2 separate regions of the Homo sapiens genome follow, and region 2 is linked to region 1. Evidence: read pairs that join two places in POLR2A ChIA-PET (ENCODE). Cell type or tissue: A673. All regions are shown on one strand. Each heading gives the region's core, and the rest is flanking DNA. Links, peaks and the distances in the headings are about the cores only. Region 1 overlaps PIK3C2G (phosphatidylinositol-4-phosphate 3-kinase catalytic subunit type 2 gamma). Region 2 overlaps PIK3C2G (phosphatidylinositol-4-phosphate 3-kinase catalytic subunit type 2 gamma).

Region 1 (10,921 bases), core at 2,716-7,715:
CCCATAATTGAAAGTACTGTCAAATCATTTTTTGCACAGATATACTTTATTACATAATATGTATTACTGTACATATTATGCATTTTTGCATAATTATTTTTGCATTCTATTTATCAAACAATGATACCATACTTTATGAGTGACTTAAGGGATTTTTTAAAAATAATGTTTACTGACTTACTTATAATCTCCTCATATAACAATATGATTCTGCTGAACTCTTACTAATTATTACTAACAATCATTTTAAGAATTGTCTAGTCAACCACTCTTACACTGCCACTAATTGCTCTGGACTCACTTTCACTGATGCTGGCCCTCTTGACCTCAGGCACTTAGCTTTGTACCTCTATTGTAATATTTTCTTGGCTTCCTTGGAATATCTCCTGGTCTACCTTCCTGTATGGTCATTGCTTCTTTATAGTTTTCAGCTCAGCTTACATTTTTGCCCTCAGTAATAACCACGACATGGACTACGTATTCCTGCTGTCGAGACCCATGTAACAATTTCACAAACCAAGTATGACACATTTCTCTATTCAAGGGATTTTGTTCAAACATTTTTAACCAATCTTTATCGAGTGCCTGTTGCATGCCAGGACATGTTTTGGGTACTAGAGGTTTTTAAAAACTATAGTCCTACCTACAAATGTGCATGGTCACACGGACATTGTAAAAGGACTTGGGGGAGAACTAACAATATGCTATTATTAAGATAATGAGCATCATGAAATACATACACAAAACGATAAATTTATCTCATCTTTGAGTGAGATAAAGGCACTTTCAATCTATAGAGAGGATAAAGTTAAGTAATTAAATTTCTATTCTATATAATGAGAAATTTAGGATAAATATGAATGAGTTCTTAATCAGTGTAATGAATCAAGGAAAGAATTTGTTTAATCAAATTATTCTAAGTAAGATACATTCTCATTTGTCTTTGATAGCTTGAGTGGGGTGTTCCCTGAAGGCATCTGTGGAGTAGATGATAATTCAGTTTCAGATCCTCAGATTTGATAGTGAATGTTTCACTCTTTTTTATTGTAGAGTCCTGTACCTTAACAAATTAGTTTCACTTGCTGACATTAATTATGGTCCTTTTGACTAAAGCCATCTAGAAAGTTGTCACTTTGTTATTTTACCCCCTCAGTTTGTCAGTACCTATGCTTCTGGAGATACCTCTGGCCTGGTTTCTTCCCAGGTGTCTTGCCTCCAAGATAGCCCCCAATGATTCTGTCTCCTGGTATGCGAACCCTTGTATCATGCTTTCCCACAGGATACAATATGGCAGAAGTAGTGGTATACCACTTCCAAGATTAGATTACAAAGATTGTCTCTTCTGTCTGTGGTGTTCCCTTGCTCATGGACTCTCTCTCATTCCTTGGATCATCTGCTCTGGGAAAAGCCAACTCTATGGCCTGAGGACATTTGTTGAAAACTCTGTGGCAAGGAATTGAGGCTCCCACACCTATACACCATGGGGAACTGAGGTCTTTCAATAACCACATCAATATCACCTTAGAAGTGGATTCTTCAGCCCCAGTGAGCTTGAGATGACTGTGGTCTCAGTCAACAGTTTGACTGCAACTCATGGGAAACCTTAAGCCAGATCCACCCAGCAAAACTGCTTCCCAGATTCTTGAGCCTCAGAATGTGAACTCATCAAAGTTTGTTGTGCTAAACTGCTAAGCTTTGGGGTAATTGGTTATGTATTAATAGATAACTTATATACTAGGTCCCTAGGAAAATCTACAATAAAGATGTAATTTGTCATGAGGTAAGACATCTTGCTGGAGCCTCTTCCCAAAGAATTTTGACTGGTCCATGGATTCCTTAAGACAGGAATAGCTTCATGTTTTCCCATGTCCAGCCCTTTATAGTTTGTTCCAGTAATGAATGGCTGGGATGATTTTGTTTCCTTCATCAAAGCCCTAATTTATTTATTGATTATAGGAACATTTGCAGAAAAGCATTATTTTATATTTATAATTATATGTACATATGTACACATCTACCTGTATATAACAATATTAGAAAGTGCTCTATTTTTACTCTGCATGTAGGTACTATGTAGAGACAGAAAAAGGAGAGTTGGTTAGATCATTCATACGCACACACACACACACACACGCGTAAATGCACACTTTTTTATATTCATATGCATTTTACATTTGCACGCATATGTATATTTACACACATATGTATATATTTTACATTTTGCATTTACACACATATGTATATATTTATATATATATTTATCCTTGTCTCTCTACATATAGACACACATATATAAATGCATGCCCTATACATATAGCTTTATCTGTATTTATCCGGCTATAGGGATTTTCCATGGGAATTCAAACTAAGGAGTATTTATTGATGGTTAGAAAATTAAAAGAAAACATTAATTAGAGTAATAATTTATTTTACTATACATCGGCCCTTTAAAATTTTTCATAAAATTATAAAAGGAAAAAGAATAAAAATATTATTTTATGGATTCTAAACAAATATGTGTGTAGATAGTGTTTTTTATATACATAGGTAAAATTTCCTCTTTAATTTACTCTGAATATTTATACAGTTTATTTTTTAAAAAATACAGATCAAGATAAAGATTGATTTTTTTTTTCTTTTTTTTTGAGACAGAGTCTCACTCTGTCCCCCAGGCTGGAGTGCAGTGGCACGATCTCAGTTCACTGCACACTGCAACCTCTGCTTCCTGGTTTCAAGCGATTCTACTGCCTCAGCCTCCAGAGTAGCTGGGATTACAGGCACGTGCCATCATGCCCTGCTAATTTTTTGTATTTTTAGTAGAGACGGGGTTTCACCATTTTGTCCAGGCTGGTTTTGAACCTCTGACCTGAAGTGATTTGCCCGCCTAGGCCTCCCAAAGTGCTAGGATTACAGGCATGAGCCACTGTGCCCGGCCAAAAGTTGAATGTTTACTGAAATTATTTATTTCAGTTTTTCCTTGAGATGCTAAATGCAGTAAGTATAATAAATCCATTACCAAATTACTATCTTATCAACTTTAATTATCTCTATATTACTGTAATTATGTTATTGAAGAAAATACTACAGAGTCAACTTAAAATCTGATGATATTCCATGTGTAATTGTCGTTCATTTCTATTGAAACGCAAATAATTCTTGGCTAATTCTCATTTTATCAAGGTACAATTCTTGCAAAATACCACTGAAACCTGGTGGGGATCAGAGTGATTTTTTTTTTCTATTTTTAAAGACTCTCTATCTCTCTGCATGTGCATATGTTTTTGTCTTACTATGTTTTCTTAACTAGCATTAGCCATTTAAACCCAAACATGAAAAAGAAAATTTTAGAGGAGCCACTAAATGGAATTAGTATTTTCTATTTCCATAACGATATATTGGCAATGACAATTATTTAAATATGGGAAATGGAAGAAGAAAGAAAATTAAATATCCATTTTGAATCTAAACATTTAAAATGTGATTTTAAGAATATGGATAAAACTATGCTGATTAATTCCAAAATTTTATGAAATCTTTGCTCCTGCATATAAGAACATGACAAATTGCATTCTACTTAGAAGCTATGTAAAAATGAATGCTTTTGTGAAAAACTCACCACCACTCACCTGTGCACCCAGGTTTCTGGAATGTTGTGTGCTGCATACACTGTGAAGCTGAGGTGGGAAGGAAGCCCGGGATTTAGATAGGAAGTGCATCTAGGTACATTTACAGGCTGAAAATCTGCATAAAAGCTGTTACAGTAGACATTGATTAGCTGGTAGATGGATGTGGATAGTTCAGTTGTTACCTTCTCTATCAAGCCTAGAAAGGAAGAGATAGAGATCAAGTCACTAAGAAGGGCCATATTTATCATAGGCCATCAATTACAGCTTTGAAATGTCATATAATACAATTTCAATAATTTTAATTAAAGTGACCCTTTACCAATTGAAGAGAATTAACTATCTGTACCTCTGAATGCAACCTGGTTTAGTTGCTGCTAGATTAGACATCAATAAGCTTTCTGATCTTCAGCTGCAGAAATCTTGGAAGCATGGCCTTTTCATAACAATTTGGAATTTAAAAAATTATTAATTTGACATTCTGATCAACTGTAATTTGCAATAATTTTTGTTCTGATTTGTGATTGTTTAAAATTAATTTTCAGACAAGGAATATAGATGGCTTATAAGTACATCAAACAAATTCCATCTAAAGAATTAATCATAATAAATTTGATGATGCTATCATGTTTACTATTAACTGAACACTAATCATATACAATGTGTTGATATTAAAAAGAGAATGAAAATAGTACAAGGCTAGGATTTAAAACCAGCTTGAAATGAAAGATTTATGATGTTTACTGTATCTCTTCAAAATCAAAGACTTTCTTGAGTTTTGCCATTAGTTATTTAAAAGGAGTCTACTGGTTATTCCTAAAAGTGACTTGTCATGAAAGAAGAAAAATGAAAAATTACTAGTTATAGGAGCTAATAGTTTTCCTCTGGCAGCTAAGTAGAAATTGAGAACAAGTAAGCACATCATCAGAAATTGTGTTCTTAAGATCTGCTGTGATGATTCCATGTGCTAAGTTAGTCGATACAGTTGTTTATTCAAACACATGCAATTCTTTATAAGTTGCTTTTAAAACATGCAATTCCCTATATAGTAGTTCAGTCTTAACAGTACTTTCGCTTTCCACAGTTTGTTACCTTAAGTAAACTTAAGTAAAAAAAAATTAAAAGAAAATTCTAGAAATAAACACTTTATAAGTTAAAAAAGCATGAATTGCCTTTTGTTTCTAATTGTTTGGAAATGAAAATAGTGCAAAGAGCTAGATATTTCCTTTGATAATCTACAGTGTTCCAGCACACAGGCAGTTGGATGCTTCAGGAAAGGGGCCAGCTTGACATGGAGCTTCCTCCCACATCCTGTCTGTGCCTCAGTACGTCTGTCTATAATTAAACATTTTTGTTGTTGTTTAACACATGCTATTTTTCACTTAGTTATTCATAAATTTGTACAAAATATATAAGGTAGATTAATTTTCCTTATTTGTTATATTTCTTAAATTGTGCCCTCTGTTGAAACAGTCTGGGGGGGACAAGCAGAGGAAAAAGAAAACCTGTAATTAAAATTCTCTGAGAAGTCAGCAGTAGCAATTAATGAAGCGGAAGAGTAAAGCAGTGTAAAAATAGTCTTAAAAGAGGCCTCATCAAACTTGGAGGCCAACCAACAGAGATTCTGCTGAACAGCAGGAGGCAGAGCATTATAAATTTATGGAAACATCTTGTTTCTTTATCTCCAAATTGTACTTTTGGTATACTGAAGCAGGAAGCACAAACTCCTTTTCAAGAATTCCCAACATTGTGCAAGTGAACACACATCTAAAATAAATCATAAATTTGATTTATTAATTTAAGCTTTAGCGTATATTTTGGGGAAAACTTAGCCATTTGGTTAATTAAACTCTACTTTTTGCTTTTCATGCAGAAACATGGTTCTTGGATAAAATTTGCTACTTTGAGTTTGCATAGAGATGTATGCTTATGCATTATGTTTTACTTCCTGAACTCTGGATGCAGACTACATTTCAAATAACATCATCAAAACATATTAAGAACCCAAGACACAGGGCTTGGTGGTGAAATATGGTGGGAAAAGTGTTTATCGCACCTAATTTTACTCTGGAAAAGAGTTATAGTGCCATGAAATAAAGAGGCAAGGACAATCTATGTGCAATTTAGACTCAATTAAAATCTATCATGATTTATTATAGAATATAAGTCTCCAGGAACATTTCTGTACAGTTTTGTGGGATCTCATATTCCAGTCCCCTGAGGAATATGGGGGAGGAGACCTCATTACAACATTCCTGATAGAAAGGGAGAATCAGTTTCATACAGACACGCCTGCAGCTCGCTCACTCCACATACGACCACTTAGATTCTGTTAGCAATACTGTCAGGAAGTGTCCATTCCTTCCCTCCCTCTATGGTGTTCTGGAGTTTTATGAACACCTAGAATAGGGTTTTTGTACTTGCACAAGTTTCTTTATACCCTCCGCCACCCTATTTTCCTTTTTGATGTGAGACGGGGGAGTTCCTCAAACTTAATTGAGTGTCTTCTTTTGAGTGGTGGGAATTAGAGTTGAGAGGATATACTTTTGTACGTGACTCTTTACTGAAACAGTTAAGGGTGTGGAGGGCAGGTTAGGTTTTCATTTGCTTTCCAATGGATTGTTCTGAATCCAGGGGTTAGTTGAACATCTGAGGGGCAGGCAGTTTTCTTGCAGATACTCAGAGTATTCCTGTGCCAAGTACCATCTACAACCAAGAACGATCCTGACCAGATCCTGCACATTAAATCCTATTATATTGTTTATGCATATTACTATAACGGGATCAAAGAGTTTAATCTAGATTCACAGACTCTGAAAGCAGAGTCTTTGATTCAAAACCAGTTGAGATTTGAGTTGGGAGAGTTGAAATTCAAAACCAGTTCTGCCTGATTCCAAAAGTCAGACTGCTCCGTCCCATGCAATCTCACACCTACTGTTTTCTATAGAGGCAAAGTCCTCCCGTGGCTTGCAATTTTATAGACTCGAAGCCTCTGTAAACACTAATTATTCCAGAACCAAATCCTCCTACCTGTTATATTAGCTTGGTCTTTCAAATAGAGCTGGAATTCAAATTTGAAGTGGATGACCTTGCAGACAGACATCTACTACTTTTCTAATTTTTCTTACATCAAAATATAATTAAGTAAATGGTAAAATTTTCAATGTCTTGGAATGGTTATAAGATATTTTCAGTATTATAATTTTTATAGATCTTTTTATTTTTCTCATTATTTTTAAAATATCAGGCTAAAAGTTTAGAGAGTGCAGATTTTTATTCCCTTGCAGAATAATCACTTCCATTAATAAAAAGAACTTTAGAAAAGCATCTTTCTCCTCAAAAAGCTCGTGTGTGTGTGTGTGTGTGTGTGTGTTGTGTGTTACCACAGTATTTGCATAAAAAAATTGAAAAAAGTATTTTGGATTCTGTAACTTATTTTTTTCTTTATTTCAAAATACTTGAGTACATGTATGTTTTACCTTTTGCTGAAGTCTCTGAACTTTGATAAAAATTCTGAAAAAAAATGTAAAATTATACTTGTTATTCGCACAACAAATTCACAAAATAGTCAAATAGTAATGTCCAAAATCTAAACATTATAATTTCTTTGTCATGGTAAAACAACAAAATATTTCTTGGCATCATATATCAATTTGCTTATTAAACAGGATGAATTTAAATTGTATGATGAAATAAAAACTTTCTAAATATTGTAATAAGCAATGTAGGTTATGTATTTTTTTAAAAAGAAATTACCACAACAGATTGTCTAAGCTCAATCCTCCTTACATAACAGTGACTGATTTTTTGATAAAAGTGCATTTCTAATTCTCTCTGTATGCCGTGTCCAGCTCTTATTCCTAGCAGTTATTCAGCAAGCTTTGGACAGCACCAAAAACAAGACTGAATTGAAGTGGACAAAATCAGTACAGATTCACTAAATAGTTTTCTTTCTTTTTTTCTTCTTAGGGAATTTTTAAAAATCTGATAGTCTAACACTTGAAAAAATAAAATATCTTGAGTCATATCTTAAATAAAAAATACAATCTGAAATCCTATTTTTTTGGTTTTCATTTTCATTATTCTTTAAATTCATGTCCATTAGTGTGGTGGCCTTCCTTATTTATTTATTTTTATCCTTGTTAGAAGCCTAGAATTACTTTGGTGGCTTAGGATTTGCTGGTTGTAACTAAACTATCATGAAAACTGTATAAGGTGATTTATAGACATCCTAAAAAATGGTTTCAGCCCAAAAGGAAATACAATTTTTAATAAGATCCATTTTAATTAACATTAAAATTTTTTAAATTTATAAACTCAAAATTTAAAAAAGTAAAAATAAAAAAATAAAATTTCAAGTCTTGCATTTAAGGAAATACAATTAGTTAAAAGCCAGGTTTCTCAAACAAATAAATTAGAGAATAATTGTTTTTCCGTAACAAAAAAATTGTTACAGTATTCCTTTAGAGAGAGAACATTTTGATCATGTTTAAAATGTCATTACATTTATATGCAACTTTTTAATTAAAAGCATCATTTGCATGAACCTTTTCAGAAGCATTTCTATTAGGCAAAATATTTCATTAGAGTATAGTATCAGTTGCTACTCTTAACAACTACATATAAGATCCCCACTCTATCTATGTGGGTGAGACTATTAAAAATGTTAGACTGATTTAACTAAAATTCAATTTATTTAGAAATATAAACTTGTATTAGAAAATCACCGTGACATCCACCTACACCATGATGTGCAAGACCATATTTTCACTTCGTGGTTCGCCTATTATGTAAGCATTTAATGGAAATTAAATTATGTGAGTTCTGGAATATAATTTGAAGGATGCAAATTGTTTCCAGTGCTGGGTCAGAGAATAAAATAGAGTACAAGTATGTTTGTCATATAATTCTTCATCTTGCCAAAACTTACATTTAATAAACACCTAAGGACTTCCCTGTATGGCAGGAAATAGTCCTTTGCATGTTGACCAAAAATGCAGCCAAGAAAAAGAAAAGCTTCTTAAATTTCACAGTTTGTTGGCAGAAGACCTGTATTTGTCATTTCTTCAATCTTAAGTTCATGGTGGGTGGATAGACTGCTTTGGCATTGTTAACTGTAGCTGGTTACTGCACAAATTCTGTAAAATGTACTTACTATGTGTGCCAGTACTCTTACATAGGTGGGCTCACATTTAAAATGGGATGGAAAAAGAGATGAACAAAAGTATAAATGCAACTGATGTAGAATAAATGAGCTTTCAGCAGTCTGCTCAAAATAAGTGGGACCCAGTTTTTACAGAATATTGAACTATTTTGTCTATTGACATATATTAAATAAACTCCTTATTTTCAACTCCTTTTTTAATTTCTATGCATGAAAATCATTTTAGTCTTATCAAAATATAGGATAAATATTTAGACATTACGAGTTTAAAAGTTTCAAAGAAATATCACACAAAATTTTGTGTTTATACTAGTACATAAGGAAAGTGAAATGTGAAGATGAGTTTTTCTTGAGTATTATAATTGTTTATGGCTTTCCTATGAAATACCCAATTCCTTTGTGAAGAATTCTTTTAGCTTCAAATATTGTAAGTTTGATATTTCTGAAAATTGTCATTTTTATTCTCTTAAGGAGTTTCAGAAAATGAGTGTTTTGAAGATAAAACTTTTTATAACCAGCAATACTTTAACATCCTTTGAAATACTTCATCCTAAAATTATATTTTCCTCGTTGTTTGGTCAGTTGTTTGCCAATTCGTTAAGAACTGGACATAAAAGTCGAAGAATAACCAAATAGTCTTAACAGATGGGAAGACGTGTCGACATCCACACATCTGGTTTCCTCCTCTGGCAGTGGTTCATATTTGTCAGGAGGCTGGCTGTAATCGATGGCCATGAGGTGACAAGGGCCAACCTTCCTGGTGCTTGTGTGAATTAAAGCCTTCATATTGGCGTTGTGGGAAAGATTCTCCAGAACTAGCACCAGCACCATCCTTAATACCTCCATTAACAGCAATGATCTCATTTAAGCTACACTGTCATCAGGGCCCTTTATTAACATTGTTTCCCATACTCACAAGAACTCAGGAAATTATTTTATTTTTCTGTTTTAAACATGAGGAAAATTAAAACTCCAAAAAGTGAATTAGTTTTCCACAGGATGTTTAGATAGAAACTGGTAGATCTTAGTATCTGCATTATCTTATCTCATGTATTTTATCAGCTCTTGGAGCTTGTAATGTTTCTAAAATGTGACAATTTAAGAGTAATAACTGCTTGTTCAAAGTTAATTCTCACTACCTTGTTATACTGACTTAACATCACCAATTAGAAAGCCCTTTTTCAGCATCATATAATTGCCAAGTTTATAAGCTCATCAAAATAGTTGTTTTCAAAACATACTGGTGAAATGCTTTTTAAGACTCTGATACAAGCTTGTCCAACCTGCGGCCTGTGGGCCACATGTGGCCGAGGATGACATTGAATGTGGCCCAACACAAATATCACAAATATGTAAACTTCCTTAAAACATTATGAGATTTTTTTTTTTTAGCCTATCAGCTATTGTTAGCGTTAGTGTATTTTATGTGTGGCCCAAGACAATTCTTCCAACATGGCCCAGGGAAGCCAAAAGATTGAACACCCTGCTGTAGTATATTTTTTTCACTCTGAAGCAGAATAGAAAAATATGATTATATTATATATGATCAAATTAGATTGTTTTACCTTGTTGTTATTTGTAAAGGCACTAGGTCTTAATAGCTACATATAAAAACAGTTTTGGAGACTACATAGTTATTCCATTTCCTTCTATAATTGGAAAGTAAAAGAGAAGGTGTTTCCTTATTAAGAAAAATTTAGGGAAATAAACACAAATCTGTCTTTGATATTTAATTTCTGGATTTATTGTTTACATTATTTAAATTTTGATTTCTTTAGTGCTTTGCATTTTAGCTTTTCAGCAATGTTTATCCTTAAAATATTTTTGTGGTATACCTCCATGACTCATCAAAATCTTCATTGTCATTGTTCATGTAAAGAACGTATTTAAATTTCTATATTCATTTTTTTACTGTCTAATCACACAAAACTTTGGATTAAATAAGATCTAGAAAGCCCAACATTAAGAAACTACTGAATTTTCATACCCACTTATCTATTTGAAACAATAAGCAGTAAGCATGACTATTTCTGTTTGGTAATATGATTATCTACATTGTAAATCAGTCTTTTGAAAATTTCAAGATTGGCATATTCAAAAGTAGTAGAATTTCTCTTGTTCTTTACCATGCAGA
Region 2 (10,921 bases), core at 2,318-7,317, 79 kb before region 1:
TCCTTGCCTCTTCCAGCTTATGGTAGCTCTAGGCATTCCTTGGCTTGAGGCTGCAATCAATGCCTCCCTTTTCATGACCTTCTCTCTGTGTGTGTCTTCTCCTCTTCTGCCTCTCTTTAGGTCACTTGGCATTGGATTCAGGGCTCACCCTGATAATCCAGGGGGAACTAATCTCAAGATCTTTAATTAAATTCTATCGTCAAAGACCCTTTTTCTCCATAAGGTCACATTCACAAATCACAGGTTTCTGAGGTTAGGCTGTGGACATATCTTCTTTGGGGCCACCACTCAACTCAATACTTGACTAGTGGTTAAAGTGTTTCCTATTCCAAATGGAAAGGGGCACTACATTTAAGCTTTTGTAATTAATTGTTACATAATGGGGGAGGGGCCTCCTGGGCATAAGCTCCAAATGTTATGGTTCCCATTTATAGCCACCTTTTAGGATGCAAACTGTGAGGTAAAGCTTTTAAATTCAAACACAAAGCTTCTAGTTAACTCACTTGCCTTGGAAAATAGGGGCTATTCATCCTACATTCACTCTTCCAGTGGAAGAGACTCACGTGAGCCTAAGTCAATTTCACCTCTCAGAAAGGCTACCCACAGTGATGCCAAGTAGTCAAGATGGTTTTCATTCCAATCTTACTTATTCATAGCTCAGTATCTGGTGAGGCAACTTTCTGATCACTGATAGTGACAGGTGGAAGTTGTGGAGCAGGGAGCGCTGTTGAGGATATATAGAGTTATAGGGCTTGGTGAATAATTGGTCATGTTAGTGAGAAACAAGGAAGACCTCAAGACCTGTGTGAGCAAGACAGGATATTTAGTTCAGTTTTGAATATGGTGAATCTGAGGAAGCAGTAATTCATCCACGTGAAAAAAAATCTCATAAACTCATGACTGATGGGTTTCTAGTTTTTTTTTTTTTTAAATAAGACTTTTTTTTAAGGAAAGATATTTTGAGTATTTTTTTTTCATGAATCGTGAGATGGGAGCTGCATCTTTAAAGTTTTAACACAAACATTTTGCACAGAAGCAGTCACTCCCTAAATATGATGCTTGGCTTGAGCTATATTTTTTAACTCTGATATATTTTAAATATAATTAATATTATTTTATGCTTAGTGCATGTTGCCTGATTCTTAATTTTTATTTGTTTTAAGGGGATGTAGGCACTTTTGAATCTCCCCCCTTAGAGGATCAGGAACAATAACTAATAGGTCATAGGCTTAATACCTGGGTGATGAAATAATCTGCACAATAAATCCCCATGACACATGTTTACCTATGTAACAAACCTACACGTGTGACCCTGGACTTAAAAGTTAAAGAAAACTCCTTCCTGTTTTATTTCTCTTTTTTCATATTCTTACAAACAAAGCTCTCAAAACAAACAGTCCATTTATAATTTATATTCTTTTCTATTCCTTCTTAGTTTCTCCTTGAATCACTGAAAGGAAAAATGGGCTTGATTTTTTTTTTCGAAAGGATGAGAATTATACACAAAAAAGCTTCCCTTCCAACCTTTTTGGAAACAGTGACGTAATTGTGTTTACATGAATTTGCAAGTATGACATTGATTTACCACTTTGTGTGCACCCATTGTTGCCTTTCAAATGACTCCACTTTTCATACAACTTTAGCAAATGAAGAACTTACTGAGGTGGTCCAAGTATTTTAACAATCGTTAGTCAATTAGAATAAGTCTTTAATATTTTATTATATTTTTAATATACTTTTAAAACTTTTTTTTTTTTTTTTTTTAATGGAGTCTCGCTGTTGTCAGCCCAGGCTGGAGTGCAATGGCGCGATCTCGGCTCACTGCAACCTCCCGGGTTCCAGCAATTCTCCTGCCTCAGCCTCCTGAGTAGCTGAGATTACAGGCGCCCGCCACCAGGCCCGGCTAATTTTTGTATTTTTAGTAGAAATGGGGGTTTCACCGTGTTGGCCTGGCTGATCTCGGACTCCTGACCTCAGGTGATCCACCAGCCTTGGCCTCCCAAAGTGCTGGGATTACAGACGTGAGCCACCACGCCCGCCTAAAACATTGTCTTTTATATATTTTATACTTTATATATTTTTATATTTTTGTTCAAATATTAAAATAAAAATTGTTATCTGGCTATGTTACTTTTTTAATATGTGTGCATTTTAATAATGCATGCAAAAAACAGTAAAGTTTTAAGGGAATTAAACATTGAGTTTAATGGAGTCTTACATTTAATATGACAGCAGAACACCACAAAGTGTATCCACTTAACTTTCCTTTGCCCCAAAGTAGCTTTCTGAAAAACTGAAGAAAATAAGACTTCATTCAGAGCTTTAATAAGAGTCTATTCATGGAAGGGCCTCATGCCAGTCAATGTATCTTATGTTTTATTATAATAACATGCTAGAGGAATTGTTCTGCTTTTTAAATTAGGCATTTAAAATGAAAATAAGCATCAAATCAAACAGTCTCCGACCAAGTTCCTGTGTATCTTCTTTGCTACATCTTCTTGAGTGATTTTCATGAGAAGAGTGATCTCATTATGAGTAACATTTCTTGAAGCAGAAAAATATGACACTCCAAAATGATATTGACTTGCTGTTTTCCTGTTATTTAGTGGTCTTAACTATCAATCAAAGCAACTAAATGATGCCTGTCATACATTCAGGAGAGTAAAACATAGATCTAATTTTATCCTTAGGTCATTGAAACTTATAATTGTTAAAACTTTGTCCTATGAAATTAAAATTGAATCAACAAGGTTAACAATACAAAGGAAAGTAGGAAGAACAGTATGCAAAGAATATTATGTTCAATAGAATCAAGTGTAGGTGATAATAGGATAAATCGTTTTTTGAAAACAGGATTGGAACCAAAATTTGTTTTTAATAAGTGAGTTTTTAACATTAGAAGGATTTTATTCTTAACTCTCAATTATATAATCACAAAAAAAAATCAATGTTTCAGGAAAACACACTTAATCCTAACATAAAATTCATGTCACTTATCACAAAGTTAGATAGTCAAGTGTATAAAGGAGAAACAAAACAGAAATAGTAATTTTAAACCACATGAGACATCGCAAAGAATTTTTTTTGTTAATAAACAACCCATAAATACTTTTACATACTACATTTCAAAAATGATGCATCTATGAATAATATGATAAAGGTCATAGTGTTGAAGACTTTAAATTCAAGGTCATCATGTTGAAGACTTGAAATTAAATTCAAGGTTGTAGTGATGAAAAATTCAAAGTCAAGGTCTTGATGACAAAGACTTTAAATCCAAGGATATATTGTGTAAGAAAGGACAAACCACTAGCATTCAAGTTATTTATCCAATTAGTTCTCTGTGAGTACAAAATATAAGAAATCACTACATGGATTGGCCTAATTAGAAATTTTATTTCATTTATAAATAACTCTTAACTTCAGGAAATCTTTTCACAGAATCATTCAGTCACATGGTATTTATCTACCCTTGTGTAGGTATTTCTGCTACACTTTAAATCCTTATTCAAAACAATTCTCTCTCCATTTCTCTATGTTTTTAAGTATAAAATATTTTAAAAGGAAGAAATGTCAGCTGGGCTTGGTGTCTCACACCTGTAATCCCAGCACTTTGGGAGGCCAAGGCAGGCAGATCATGAGGTCAAGAGATGAAGACAATCCTGGCCAATGTGGTGAAACCCTGTCTCTACCAAAAATACAAAAATTAGCCAGGCGTGGTGGTGTGTGCCTGTAGTCCCAGCTACTCGGGAGGCTGAGGCAGAAGAATCGCTTGAACCAGAGAGTTGGAGGTTGCAGTGAGCTGAGATTGCACCACTGCACTCCAGCCTGGTGACAAAGTGAGACTCCGACTCAAAAAAAAAAAAAAAAAAAAAAAAGAAATGTCTGTCCTTTAGCTAGAGAAAAAAAGCAACCCATTTCCTTCTTTACTTCAAAAACACAAAACAAACCAAAACAATCCAATTCCTAATGTAATGTCATACAGAACACAGGGCCTGGAACAATATTTCATTCTGGTTTTCCTGCTATATGCTGAGAATAATTTAGTTATTTACATTATTGAGAAATCTATTTAGCAGACTAGAATCATCCCAATGCTTCCATCAGCAGAAGGCTTGCTAAAAAAGGCACGAGCAGTGGCATCTACAAATGGGAACATCAAAGACTCTACTCTCTCTTTCTCCTCATCTTCTTCTGATTCATCCATATCTGCTGAATCATCATCAGCATCATCATTATCATTTTTTCTCCTCCCCCTCATCTTTCTCTTCCATCTCTTCATATTCATCAGGACCCATTTCCAATCATACTATAGACACCCTGAACGTTGGACATGCCATATGGAATTGGAGAATGGCAACATTAAAGATATTTAAAGTACAGGAAATGGTAGGTATAATACCCTTCCATATATCGTGGTGTTGTAGAGAATGTGGTACAGCTGCTCCAGTCATATACCCAGCCTGGGCTGATGACTGGAAATTCACAAGCTAATCCAGGTCCTTGAACTTCTTCTACTTCACCTTTAGCATTCGTTAGTCTCCACTAGCAACTGTCCAACTGACAAGCCTTCTCAGGAATAGCATCTTTTGACAATCTTAATTCGGTGTGTGAAGGAATAGTGGGGTTGATGTACAGAAGCTAAGTTCTGGCAGAAACTATGGGGAAACTGAAATGCTAATATCCTCAGGTGTTGCTATAGACATTCTGGCATCTTATGAATCAGTCTTATTTCTTCACTAATAATATTTCAAATTTATGCTTTGGGAAAAGTTTAGTGCTCTAGAAATTTTCAACAGAATGAGTATACATTAGCCTTTGAATTTTATGGTTTATAACTAATATTGCACAGAAAGTATTTTTATACCACATATTCTTCCAAAAACATTCAGTCTCATAACTAGATTTTACATTAAAATCTTCAAGGAGTAGATATACAAATTGCACTTGTCATTTAAAGCTACAAGAAAGGCATCATTCAGATTTGAAATTCTGTTTGGATTTAACTTCCTGATTAACAGTAGCAACTGTCCAACTGGTAGATTTTGAAAATGATGACACATTATCCTCTTAAATAAAAATGACATTGACAAAGACTCAAAACTGCCTGAATTTTATGGTCTGTATCAATTATAAGGTAAAGAAATATTCTGCTTCCTCTAAAGCTGCCCCATAGAGAAGGTGGCAATTAAAAAGGCATCCTTGCCTGATTTAGTTAATCTTACCAGTAAAGACGATGGGCAACCTGGATGCTCTGCAAGGAGCGGTGGAGTAGAAGTTGCACTAAAGGACTCTCAAGGTTCCATTCAAACTTGACAGCCTGAAGTAAGAGACACAATTACTTTACTTCTCAGTAACAAAATTATAGCAGAATACAGAGGGACTTCAGAGGCTTGAGAAAAGACTAGAGAAAACAGCATGCATATTTTAACAAAATGCTAATAACACATTCGATGATTTTATGAGTCGGTATATGACTAATAACAAAACACATATACATTACACCATTTGGATTTGTATAGTTTTGCTTCCTTTCCTTGTATATGGATAAGAAATAAGGGCAGGTGGTTGGTGGAGTTCAACCATGTACCAGGGGAGAATACTGACACAAAAAGTCCTGGATTATTAAATACAATATTATTAAGCCACAGATATTTTTTCCTATTTGGAGATGAAATTAATGCACATTCAAAGCCTTAACAGAAATCATCATCAACTGGTGTATCATTATCAACCTCCAGGCCTTGAGGTTTTGCTTAAAATTTCAAAACTGACTGTTACTACCGTAACTCAGTCCCAAATCCTTTCTTTCATCTCCACTGTGAACAACTCTTAAGTTTTTTAGGATACTCAACTGGGTAGAAAACAGAGATAACAGTGGCAGCCCCCACTATCCTTAGGGACCTAATTTAGGGCTTCATCTGTCCTCTGCAGGGACTTCACTGACAGGAATCTGTAGCTGAGCTGCTATCATCATCCCAGGAATCTGTATATATGAAAATGAAAACCCAGTTCTCATAAAAATGCCCATTCCTGCTTGAGAGACAAAGCTTATATCTTTAGTTGTTTGATAAACCATTTAAGTCTCTCTCTCTTACACACACACACACACACACACTCTCTCTCTCTCTCTCAAAGCTTCAGAGTCTAAGCCAGGCTTTATACCACAGTACAGACAGCAGGAAAAAATGAGTACAATATCCAGTCATACATACACTTGAAGAAACACCTCAATATGCTAGCCATCCTCAAGAATGGGAAAGTTTATAAATTCCTAAGATGTGAGGGTGCTGAAGATGAGTTCAGCAAATTTGCATAAACTCCTGATGCTGTCTGACTATAGAAGGACAATAATGTGTGCTGTCTTAAACTGTAGCCATGGCACTCTATCATTCACGTGCTACTGCTGGACTGACTAGGTCATGGGTTTTATTTATGCCCTAATAGTGAGCATATTATATGAGCATATGAGCAGGAGGTATGTTTCAGAATTACCTACATGCTTGCCTTTTTAGATGTCTGCCCATTATTTCTTCTTGAACCCAGTATCTATGTGTTACCCCTCGCTTCCAAGCTTCCTGCTTTACTCTGTCCACTGTTACAATTTCCCCCTAAATCCCGCCTGACCATCTAGAATGTAGACAATTTTTCTGGTGAACACCACATTATCTGAAGTGGTTTGCAGTAACCCCTGGGTCTGGGTCTTATTTGACTCTTAGCTATGAACTGCATCTTCTGTTTTGTTACAGCCTTAGGGTCTTTTCTTACAGCTTTAATATAGACTGCATAATTCTAACATGATAATACGTAACAAAATAGCATGATTCAAGAGAACAACCAACAGGTTAGGATTTTTTTATGTGTTGGAATGTTTGAAATTCAAGGTAGAGTATAGAAGTCTAAGGACAATGAGTGTTTTGAAATTCTTCCAGTGTTTTTTTTTTAAATTTTTCTAGTCACATTATCTATTTCTTTCCATCTCAGGACATTTTATAACTTTCCTTTTTAATCATGACATAGTTGAAACTTTAATTTTGCCTTCTGTGTATTTGCTGTGTTAGATTGTGTGCACACTGTCTTATACATTTGGATTTGTGGCAATATGGGTCTCAATGACATTCCTGATGCCAAGTGTACTTACTCAGATAGAGACTTTCAAATGAGTTTAATGTCTACAGACTTTTGTGAAAACGTATTCTCCTGAATTGGGCTCGAAATAGCATGTTGCCATACCCATGAGTCATGAGATGAACGGTAAACTTGTAAGTTAGATTAACCCTTATTTTCAAGAAAGACTGGATTGTACTCTCTGGTACAGCTATTTCTAAACCAGCTCTCTTTTTTAAGGAGAACTTCAGAGAAATTCATAATCTCTGTGCAGTCATACTCTACTAAAGTTTATTAATATAGGCTCCTTCTACCAGTTTCCAGTCACTTTTCAAAACCTGAGGCAACTGACATTCAAACTAGCTGTAACAACCTGACCTTTCAGATAAAAAAAAAAAGCTGGATTAAAAACAAAACAAAGCATAAAAACCACAAGTTTAGATCTATTTAGCTGTCAGCATACAGTCATCCTGGAAAAAACAAAAACAACTTACCTTCTATTCTATATCTATTAGATACTCTGTTATTTACATGGTCATGTGTGGCATGTTTAATTTACTTGTTTATATTTCATCGTATTCAGACTAAATCAGTCTTTGCTTACATTTCTAGATAACTTTATATTATTTTCTAAAATTACTCCAACATTGTGATATTTGATGATACTAAAATGTACTATTTGGTGGCAAAATTTGGCTATTAGAAATTACTGTGATAAAATTTATTATCAATATTATAAGCCTCTAAAGAAGTGCAAGAAACTCATAAATTATGAAAACCTGCCTAGCAAATGATTATTTTCTACATAACATTTATTTGGTAATTTTTATCATTTTATATATACATATTTATAAATTTGTATCATGAGCATGTCTATTTTTTCATATTCTAATTAATAAATGAAATCATTTTTAAAAAATTTTCCTTTTTGGAATTAATGTATTTTGTAATTGTAACAATTTCAGCTAGAGAATGTCTTCATTACCCATGTTGACATCATTTAGTCCCTTGGGTGGCCAAATTGCAATGTCACTTCTAGATAGACTATTGTTGATTCATTAGGAACCTTTTAGAGATAATTAGTTAAAACCCTGGGTTTCCTTAGCAACTCTTCTATTCTTACCTGAACTAGCTGTGGGAGATATTCCAGTAGTTCATCATTCAAGAGGTTGTCTAATTGTTGAACTGCCACTTTACGAATTTCTTGATCTGGAAAACTAATACACAGTAAATATATCCACTAAGCTGTTAATGGTAAGGAATAATGCATAAGACATGTCAGGGAGAACAGAGAATGAATTCTACCCCCAGTGCATAAGGTAAAACAATTATCCCACAATCGATTAAGGTAATATTAGCACCAAATAATTCTTATTTTTTCATATTCTATACTCTCGTGTGGACTACAGTAGAAAATCCTTTCAACTAGACTTTGGAAATGTGGTTTTAAGTCTGATTCCTGCCGGCTTTCTTATCTATAAAATGTGGATTATGGATAATCTAAAATCTTTTCTAAAGTAGTATGAAAATCTTTGCTTCTTATTTAGCCAAGCATTTGATAAATAAGTTATTACCAACTGGAAATCTGATTATATGATTCAAAATGTGATCTAATATTTTTAACCAGTCTTAGCCAGATCTTACCACAAACCAGAAATCTAAAGTTCTTTAGAATAAATAAACAAAAATAATTTAATACAGCTAAATCTTACTAGTAGACTGTGAAGTTCTTGAAAGAAACTGTGCCTTATTCATTTTTGGATGGCATTTGCCTGTTGTAAGATTTAGCACCCATTAGGCACTTAATAAATGTTTTTTATTTAAATAAATTTGTGAGGTATTTAGCATTTGAAGTCCTGTTCCAAAGACAATTTATCCTGAAATGGATTCCTCAAATTGTCATCTTGCTCCATCAGAAGAAATAGATTCAATTATCTCAAAGTTCCTGGGAAGTGCTTGGAGATAATTTTGGCTCCATATTGCTTTGACATTGATTAGATATTACTAGGGCTTTGGTAAGAAGAATTAATTTTAAAGAAACAATTTTTTAGAAAAAAATTAACAAGCATAATTTAAAACGTGAAGGAACTGCTTATAGTAATTTATTTACAAATAAAAACAAACAAACCAGAAATTAATTTTGTAGACAACTAACTGAATGCTTTTCAACCAGTCAGGTGAGGGCTCTAAAGATTGGCTTCCAGTAGGAGGTTAGAAAACTGTAAAGTCTTTAATGGTCAGTGTTTTCTCAGCATATCAGGTTACTGAAGGGTTAAATGGGAACTATGCCGCCATCGAGTCAAGTAAACAGTGGTATCACATAACTCAATTGTCCTTGATGGCAGCTTCAAATGGAATGCTAAGCAAGTTACATATTTTTTCTTCATTAAACTGAGCATTTTAATTGCAACAAGAATTTTACCTATAAGGTTAGTCAGTCAAAACTCTTATTTCTGACCTGCAAGTACATTTCCAGTATTTTTCTCCTGTTGAACATTCTAGCAACGAGACCTACTGAGAACTGCGGTCCAGACACATTTGGTGAAGTATTGCAAAGGTCAGAAGATCTCAGCATAACGTCATGCACAGGTGGAGGGCAGAAAGAGTGCAATTAAAATGCAAAGCTAGAAGCAGTTCAGCTTGTTTTAGTACATTAAGACTTTAGATTCTCCTAACTAAATGTGATTGACTCTAATTTATTGCTCTCAATTACTAAACCATTTGTCTGAAACTTGTAGACATCAAGGTCAGTGTGAGGACAGTTTGAAGTCTTGGAGGGAATAGTTACTAGGTAAGTTTTGTTGCCTAAGTGATGACTTGTTAAGTTAGCTATCAGTCGCCCATGCTTCCCTGTGTGACTATTTTACCTTATTGATAGAAATGACAAAAGAGGAGTATAAAAGGAACATCACAACAAAACAATGCTCTTTGGTGAATGCTATATCTTTAACTATGTGTTTATTTCCACTAGAATGCAAACTCCAGAAAGGCAGTAAATTTTTGTCTGTTTTGTTCATAGATGTGTCCCCAATGCCTTCAGATTTGTAGGCACTCTCTACATATTTCTTAGAAGACTGTTCAACCTGAACTCATTGTCGTTACACGTAAACATCTTTACTACCAGCCTTCCTCACTGTAGTCTGTGTTATCACCTTTCTCCAATTACATAGACTTAAAATGTTAAAGGTAATATTTTGCCCCTCTTTATTACTTTTTTCACCTTTCCCATCTGATGGAATTCTATTCATCCATGAACTCCAAGCTCAAGCATCAATTTACCTGTGAAGCTGTTCCAGCAATATTTTAACACCCTGTGGAGTTGATAACTCCCTTCTCTATAAAATTCTATATTATATACATCATTGAGGGCAGGCTCATTTAGTTATGGTTCCCTAGCCCAAGCGCAGTTGAATAAAAGTTTTTGGAATTCCTAGTATTCTCTTATCTTTACATCTAATCAGTTGCCGAGTTCTGTTGATTTTTCTATCCTAATGGCTCTAGCCTTTAATGCTTGCTTTTAATTTCTTCTGCTGCTGTCTACTCTAGGCCATAATTACCTCATGCTAATACTAACATTTTTAATAGTAATACCTTATCAAATCCCTTAAACTATTTTATTTGTCATAAAACATTAAATGGTTTTCTATATCTAATAAACCTCCCTTTAGTACACACTGCAATCTAAATATTCAAGGCTAGCAAAACACTCTAGATTTTTCTTCTACCATTAATATTCACTGAACCAGTCTGGCTCATTGATATATTCTACTCTGAAAATGCATGTGCATTTTCACCTTTGTGCACACTGTAACTT

The links. Peaks named below come from ENCODE experiments on the same cell type or tissue, not always from the same donor. Only the 100,000 strongest peaks of a DNase experiment are listed, where the experiment ranks them.
Region 2: POLR2A ChIA-PET joins it to region 1 with 7 read pairs; 2 of 35 experiments call an interaction of 5 or more read pairs at or near these places.

What each region holds. Positions count from the first base shown.
Region 1 is chr12:18,339,542-18,350,462 of GRCh38, reverse strand. It overlaps PIK3C2G (phosphatidylinositol-4-phosphate 3-kinase catalytic subunit type 2 gamma), which reads right to left. Exons shown (of 33, transcript NM_001288772.2): 10 at 7,103-7,136; 11 at 3,627-3,822. Among named protein-coding and RNA genes, the nearest start is that of PIK3C2G, 83 kb to the right of the region's middle. In A673, for the core only: CTCF peaks have their summits at 5,025 and 5,229 (motif pointing right); DNase peaks (open chromatin) are centred at 4,912 and 5,222; H3K4me3 peaks cover 1,321 bases; H3K27ac peaks cover 2,589 bases.
Region 2 is chr12:18,418,344-18,429,264 of GRCh38, reverse strand. It overlaps PIK3C2G (phosphatidylinositol-4-phosphate 3-kinase catalytic subunit type 2 gamma), which reads right to left. Exons shown (of 33, transcript NM_001288772.2): 17 at 8,231-8,324; 18 at 5,226-5,320. All of the region lies in intron 2 of LOC124902891 (a long non-coding RNA gene), which reads left to right. Among named protein-coding and RNA genes, the nearest start is that of PIK3C2G, 160 kb to the right of the region's middle. In A673, for the core only: no CTCF peak of the experiment used is centred there; no DNase peak of the experiment used is centred there.